Regions from separate parts of the Mus musculus genome. Here region 2 is linked to region 1. A link is a loop called in an ENCODE intact Hi-C map of the cell type or tissue named here. Cell type or tissue: left cerebral cortex. All regions are shown on one strand.

What was found. Peaks named below come from ENCODE experiments on the same cell type or tissue, not always from the same donor. Only the 100,000 strongest peaks of a DNase experiment are listed, where the experiment ranks them.
Region 2: it touches region 1 in a loop (5-fold over the local background); 1 of 42 quality-filtered maps calls a loop at or near these places.

Annotation. Positions count from the first base shown.
Region 1 is chr6:71,980,577-71,984,576 of GRCm38, forward strand. No RefSeq gene overlaps it. Among named protein-coding and RNA genes, the nearest start is that of Gm26628, 19 kb to the left of the region's middle. In left cerebral cortex, a CTCF peak has its summit at 1,747; DNase peaks (open chromatin) are centred at 125, 1,043, 1,521 and 2,497; H3K27ac peaks cover 2,958 bases.
Region 2 is chr6:72,215,330-72,219,329 of GRCm38, forward strand. The region is part of intron 2 of Atoh8 (atonal bHLH transcription factor 8); the gene reads right to left. Among named protein-coding and RNA genes, the nearest start is that of Gm52906, 14 kb to the right of the region's middle. RefSeq lists an enhancer at 1-3,499. In left cerebral cortex, a CTCF peak has its summit at 1,759; DNase peaks (open chromatin) are centred at 426, 1,472 and 2,243; H3K4me3 peaks cover 423 bases; H3K27ac peaks cover 760 bases.

The sequences.
Region 1 (4,000 bases):
ACCACAAGCTTAGTTCACCCGCAGTACTGTGACTTAAAGCTAACTTCACTTGAGTGTGAGGTGATGTGGGAAGTAAGTCACTGGCCCTCAGTCCTCCAGTGAGCTCTAAATAGCTAATGTCTGCAGGGACTCTAGAGATTGCTCAAAGGAAGCTGCAGTGATCTAACACACATGAGGCCTGGCAGAAGATAGGTGCCAGGAAGCTCCTGAGTCAGCACATTATGGAAGCTGCCTGTGCACCTTTCAGAGTTCCTCCCAGGAGGATAGCAACAGGACCAAAGGGAGGGGATGCTTGGCCAGCCAGTAGAAGTTTCCATCAAAACAGTGATGCTTTGACTTGGAGACATGCGCCTGTAGTTCCAGCACTTGGGAGGCTGAGGCAGGAGGACCTCAAGTTTAACAACCTCCTGGTCTCCATAATGAAATCAAGACCATCTTGACAAAGAAAGAACCCAGGGCTGGGGGTCCAGCTCTGGGAGAGTCTCTTTCCAAGGGCCTGGGCCCAGCCCCAGTACAGCAAATTAAAAAGACCCAGATGTCCAGAGACACTCATCCTTCTGGTTCTCCAGGTGCCTCTGTCCTGTGAGTGCCAGGGAGGCTGAGTGCAGGTCTGAGGTGTCACTGAAGGCTCTGCGGTGTTCTGTATGAATCAGTGGTATTTGCTGCCACTTCCCTGTACCCAAATCTCACACAAAGTGCCCACTCCCAGTTTCCTCCCATCCTGCATCCATCCCACTCCAATCTCCACTTGTGCGAACCATACAGACCCTATTCTCATGGAGCTAGCAATGCAGCATTCCAAACATCTCACCAGGCAATTCTGCCTTATTTCTAGCCAAAGGTTATGGTACCCAGAGGGCATGTGAACACACACCATATACTTATCCAGGTAGGACCAAACTGCTGGTTTCATGGGGAGGAAAGAGAATAGCTGAGTGCATGCTCAGAGGCCAGAAGAGGAAGCTGGGAAAAAATCATGACTCAGTCACTGCTTCCCCACCGCAGTTTGCGCTCCTCCACACCTCCCACTTCCTGGCTTCATCGTGAACATACAGATGCCTCATCCTGGCCCAGCCACATGTGCCTCTATATTTCTAGCAAGTTTGAGTATCTATATGAGGAAGACCTGCTGGCCCTGCCTGGTGCTGCTTTCTAGATCAGCTGTCCACTGTGCTGTTGTCACAGGAGCCTCAGCCAGTTTGGGGCTGAGGTATATATGTGAGGGTCTCAGACACCACTGGTCTCACTGGGTTACACTGAACGGCCCTTACTCAGGACTCTGTTTGTTTCACAAGGTGGATGGGTATGATGTACCTATTTGTGTGTTGGTACATGCACACTTGTGTGTGGAGGCCAGACGTCAATGCTGAGGGTCAATGCTCAGTTACTTTCCATCTAGATTCTGAGACAGTGTCTCCCTGAGCCCAGCGTTCAACATTGGTTACTTTTACATGAATGCTTGATAACTTGGGTCCATATGTTTGCTGTGACTTTAATGGCTGAGCCATCTCCCCAGCCCCTGACATTACAGTGAGTAGAGCCAGCCAATCCTCAAGGACAGCAGGCAAGACAGCTGGCGCTGAGGACAGAATCAAGTTCTCTCATCTCACAAATGTAACACTGAGGGAGTTGCTTGGCCCTTCTGTATTTTATGTATAAAATGGTAATTAGTAAGTGTTCCTAAAGTCTACTTTAGCCATATCAGCACAACTATAGGTGCTCACCTATATTACCTGTACACTGAGTGGTCCTCCACTAGGGGCATATTGTACTCCTTCCCATGCACACTTGGAACTTTTGTCAATGTCTAAAGATATTTTTGTCACAACTGTAAAGAGATGCTACTGGCATCTGGAGGGTACAAGTCCAATGCTGCTGTAATTAAAGTATAGTCTTAACAACAAAGGATCATCTGGATGCAAATGTACAAGACTGAAAACCTTACCACACAATCACCCATGGGGTGGATATTGTAGGCTTTGATTTCTCAAAACCTACTTTTAATAAGGGTTTGTAAACACTTTAACCTCCCTTCTAGGCCACCACCCACCAGAGGTAGTGGAAAGGAAAGGTTAATAGGGCAAAGGAGGATATGGACCTGCTTAGAAATAGTTCTTTGGAGCAAATCCAATCTGCAGTGTCAGGATATCAGCCTCTCAGTTCATACGAATCAGCATTGATCCACTCGAAAACACCATTCACAAATCAGAAGAAACCCGGGAGGCTCTGCCAAACTGTCCGAATTCACAGAAGCATCAAGAAGCCACCAGAACACCACTGGAAGTTTACTGGTGTGTTTCTGACATGACAAACAACTAGCAAAGAATGGTAAGGCATACTAATACCATCCAGCATCGTCCACTGTCTATTGGGTCATACTTATATCCTTCCCAAACATCGCATGTTCTCTCAAGCATCCACTCTAGCAAAACATCACATGCCCCTTTTTCTGGCTGCTTCCAGAAAAACACCACATGTCTGTTCTTAGTAAAACATCCTCCCCTGTGTCTGCTTCAGGAAAAAACATCCTCTCATAAGACTGTTTCCAGGGAAAAAAAATCACATGACACAACTGAGTCTCGAAAGAAACCAGAAATTTCACTTCAGGCTGTGCGTGCTTTTGTGAGATGAATCCCTTCCCCCATTGACCTCTCCATATATCAAATGGGTTCCCTAAAAATAGAATGCTTCTAAAGAGTGGCTCATTCCTTTTCTGGCTGGCCAGTGAGCACCAGGGCTTTGCCTGTGTCAGCCTCCCCAGTGCTGGATTTACAGGAACACACCACCACACTGAGGCTTTTTATCTGATTCCTGAGAGTCCTCCAGAGTACATGGCAAACACTTTACCAACAGAGCCGTCCCCCCAACCCCTGCTTCACTGCCTTTTGTTTTTATTGGTGTGTTTCTGTTTGTCTATTTTAATGAATTATTTGTGGGCTGGAGAAATGGCCCAGCAGTCAAGAGCATTGTCAGCTCTTCCAGAGATCTTGAATTCAATACCCAGCAATCATATGGTGGCTCACAACCATCTATTCTGGAATCTGATGCCACCTTCTGACATGCAGGTGTACATTTAGATCATAAATGGTCTTAGTAATGAGATACAGGGTCTGAAAAAAATCATTAAGAAAAATACAGGGAAATTCTAGGAGTTGGTAGATTACAAATTACAGTTGAATCATTAGGGCCTGTACTGGCTAGTTTTGTGTCAACTTGACACAGAGTTACCACAGAGAAAGGAGCTTCAGTTGAGGAAATGCCTCCATGAGATCCAGCTGTAAGACATCTTCTCAATTAGTGATCAAGAGGGAAAGGCCCCTTGTGGGTGGGACCATCTCTGGGCTGGTAGTCTTGAGTTTTATAAGAGAGCAAGCTGAGCAAGACAGGAGAGGCAAGCCAGTAACATCCCTCCATGACCTCTGCATCAGCTCCTGCTCCCTGACCTGCTTGAGTTCCAGTTCTGACTTCCTTTGGTGATGAACAGCAGCATGGAAGTGTAAGCCGAATAAACCCTTTCCTCCCCAACTTGCTTCTTGGTCATGATGTTTGTGCAGGAATAGAAACCCTGACTAAGACAGGGCCCCATGCTACTCTCTGTGCATGTTCAGCCTTACACACAGGAAATGAGGGACACCCACCCACACACACACACACACTGTTATGGGCAGGAGAAGGATTTTGATTAATTGATGATGCGCTTTGGTGCCTTCTTGAAGGCAGGACAGATGGTTCTGGTAGGCAGAATTCTGATGTTCTCTTACCTTTTACAGGAGTTTACAGTTGTGATAAAGAGGGATCATGTTGAAACAAGGATTCATGACAGACATGGAGAACACCTTGGCTCAGCGTCTGGCTTCCTGCTATTACAGAAAGATAAAAAGATGCACTGCCCTTGCCTAAATGTTGGCATGCTACTGAAAAGGCTGCATGGTATTTGAAAAAGTCAAAGGAAAGGATATTGGCTTTATGATTAGGTCGAAGAGCCTGTCTAATAGGAAAG
Region 2 (4,000 bases), 230 kb after region 1:
GAAGAAACGGGACCCAAATGGGAGGCTTGGGAAAAGCAAGCCACTGGCAGTCACTTCATACTGCTAAGTGAGGGGCCTGCTGGCTCTGGGGTCTGAAGGGACAGCAGGAAGGGAGCTAATGACAGAGAAATGCAGGGACCTGAGGAAGGAAAACCCTGTCCCCTGTCCCCTGCCCCAAACCCATCACAGCACTAATACCAGAAGCACACCCTGGCCATCCACTCCGGGGCAGTCTTGACCCCATTCCCTGTCTCAAGGGGTACCAGGAAGACAGGAATCCCTGCTTCTCTCTCTTTTCATCCCAGCTGCTAGTCCTGCCCCAGGATCCCACAGCCCAGGACAGGCCACCTGGTGACTGTTCCCAGAAGGTGCCCAGATTCTGAGCAGACATGTCCCAGAAGCCTTTGGCGACAGTGGCGGCAGCCGGTTCTTTAAAAAGGCCTCACGTCATGCCTCAGTCAGCTGTGGGGGCCCAGGCACTGGGGTGTTTACGGCTACCACTGTTCTCCCAAAAGCTCCTCTGTGCCGCCCCTCTGATGAGCCAATGGATGTGTCTCTGTCTCTTCCCTCCTCTGTCTTCTGCAGGTCTCACCCCAGCCCCTGCAGACACAGTGCTTGCTTCTTCTGGAAGCTGGGGTCAGTCAGGGTAACAGTGGGATGACTTTGCAGCTCAATGCTACTATTTGGTTAGAACTCCAACCATGACAAGTTACCAGGCCACACTTTTGAAGATGACCTCAGCAATTACAGGTCAGGACCTGGCCACACTGATCCAGACACACATCCAGACACACGCACACGTACACAAGGACAAACATCAGAGTATCTTCCTCACTTACCTCTGGACAATATTTCCTTTCTTTTTGAGACAGGGTTTCTCCCTGAACCTTGTCATTTCATTGTCACATGCTGCCACACTCAGTTTTTTATGAGTCTACTGGGGTGGGAACGCTGGTCCTCACCTTTTCATAGCAAGCCCTTTACCCATTGAACCATCTCCTTAGCTACTGTCCTCCCATTAGACTCCCTGACCCTCTTGCTTGCCTGTCTCTTCCAGCCCAGAGGAAAACAGTCCACTATTCCCCGGATTAACAGCTTTGAGCTTTAAAAAAAAAGTTGTCAATATCCTAAGAACTAATTAGGTGGCCTTCAGGTACTCCAAAGAAGTAAGAAATGACACCTGGTGTCAGAAGAGGAAGAAACAACACTGAAAGCAAACAAGGGGGTGGCGGGGGGGGGGGGGTGGATAAAAACCAGAGATAAAAAGTCAAGAGCAAACAGCGGCGCCTGAGAAACACGAACTGCAGCCGCCAAGTTTTACGGCATCCAGCCCTGTTATTCATAAGCGAGTTTCCTCTCTCACAAAGAACCTTTTGCACGGTTTTCGCTGTTGCCTCCAAACCAGCTGCTCGCGCTGTTGTATCCTGAGTGATGATGAGGTTCTGAAAGGGCTTTCTGGGAACAGATGGCCAGGGGAGAGCTGGGGAATGTGCCAGCGGAGGGCTGGGCGAGCTGCCAAGGCCTGCGGTGACTGAGTTCTTGGGCTTCCAGCTCGCGTGCTTTCCCTGCCCTCTGCCCTCCGTGGCGCCAGCAGGCCTTCCCAGCGAGCGCTCGGAACATCTGGAGTCTGGGGTTGCCAGGAGGGGGGGCGGGCGGCCTGGGGGGGGGGACCCGCTGTTCCTGCGGAGCTCCCATAGACTTGCAGGCAGGCAGGCCTCTCCCAGCAGCTAATCAAAACCACAGCACCGAATGGGAACCAGGCGGCGCTCCCAGCTGCAGCCGGAGGCCGCCAGGCGACTTAACCCGGTGTCAGGCCTCACTGGCGGCGCAGCCCTGGGGGTACTCGAAGCTGATGACACCCCCTCCCCCGCCCCGAATCCAGGCCCACCCCACTCCTTGCCACCACCAGCGGGCTATTGGCTCCCTGCAGCTAAATGGAACCTCCACGTGCTGCAGATGCCTATTTACATAAGGGTTCCAAGTGGGTATAGCACAGGACATAGCCATAGCGTGCTGGCTGGGGGGTGGGGGTGGGGGGGCACTCCTGGGCAATCTTCAGGGGAAAAGAGGTTGTGGGTTTTCAACCAAAGAAAGGGAAACCTAGTTCCTAGCCCTAAGGCACATGGCTTTCTCTTGGCCTCAGTTTCCCTTCTGTGCAATGGGGGCCAGGGGGCACTGCTTCCGACTCCAGGAGTATTACTGACAAGGAGTAGAGATGGTAGATACAGTGCTTGGTGCACAGTATACCTCACCATATGGATGGTGTCTGTTGATGGCGGTCTGTTTATTGGCATTCTTTTGAGCCAAATGTTGCCTAGATTTCTTGATATAGATCCACGTCTTTTGAAATCGGGGATTTATGGACTGGCTGCTTGCTGGCCTCACTTTAAAGGGCAGGATCAGCGCTTCAGATTCAAGTGCTAGAGATTCGAGAATCCCTAACCTGAAAGATCCCCATCTGTCCACCCTGGGTACCTTCCCTGTCTTGAGATGTTCCTTCCCAGGACTAAATATGAACTTGTCATTTTGTGGCTGTACATTCAGAGATTCCCTTTCTGAGAAAAGGGCAACCCCTTCTGACACAGGGTTTTGTTTAATCTCCTCAGCAAGGCAGAAAGGAAGGTATGATGTTCCTGCTTTATGGGGGGAGAGTCCTGGGGACCAAAGAGGTTAAGTAACAAATCCAGGGTCACCAAGAAGAAGTACGAATGCCAGGATTTAACACCTTGTCCCGTCCCAACATCCTGTTTTGTTTACTTCACAATTAAGCATGCCAGAGAAGGCAACACCCATGAGAGGTGTAGAGCTCTCGGGGGGGGGGGGGTGTTTCACCCCAACTCTACACAGCCACCCTTCTGAACCATCCACATCCTAAGCACAGTGAGTTCTTGCAACAGAGATGGGTCTCATGTCTGAGCATGCAGGGCAGTTGCTTTTTTTTTCTCGCTCAAGGCTCTGAGTCTCTCTCTCTCTATTCACACCCAGCACTACAGGGTGAAAGGCAGAGTTCTGATCCACAGAGCTGGGGTAGCAGCACCCCAGCCTCTACCCGACCTCAGACCACCCAAGTAACATCACAGGCCACTGCAAGGAAAGCCGGCCAGAGCTCACCTGGGAGGCTTCCCAGCTAATGATCCCTCCAAGCCAGGCCTTGCCAGACTTGTGGCCTAACGGTGTCAAATGTGAGAGAAGAAACAGCAGCTGAGAGGAGGCTCCATGTTGGAACAGCTGGCGACAAACATCTATGTAATTGGAATGCCAGAAAAAATAAATTGCATCCATTTTTATGACTGGAAGGGAATTGGGTGGTACTTTCCCACCCACCTCCCCCACCCCCTTTCCCCAGCATAGATGGACTCAACAGACTTTGAGAGCAAATGGCATTTAACTCAATGACTTAGCCTAGAGGATCTGGACTTGAGAGCTCGCTGGCCTGCCTGAGTTCCATGTGGGTAGTAATCAGTGCCTTACAGAGGGGGACAGCCAGGCACAGCAGTAGTGACCACTCATGTGGCAGGCTGGGGTAGATTAAGCTAGGCCAGTGCCCCCAGTGGGTCTCAGGCCCACGCGGAGCTGGGAGAGCTGGACCCAGGCTAGGAGAGCTTCTTGAGACTTTGTCACACACCTGCCACACACCTTCAGGCTCTGTGAACAGCCCACAAAGCCCATGGTCCAGAGCTCAGCCACCTAGACACAAAGCAGTCCTGGACGAGCAAAGCTCACACTAACTCTTCTCTCTTCCCCACTGACAACCCCCCCCCCCAAATCATCTGCCCTTGGTCTGTTCCCAGAATTGATATTACACGGCTCTATTACTGAGACGACGGTCTTTCAGAGGACAGAGTCTGGTGCCCCACCTGCTATCTCTTTAAAGAGCTTCCCTCTTCTCCCAGATGGCAGTAAACAGCAGAAGGATTAAAGCTTTGCCTGCTTAAGAGGTCACAGACGCCAGGGCACCCACACTCAAGAGACACCTCTCCATTTCCTTAGCCCTACAGGC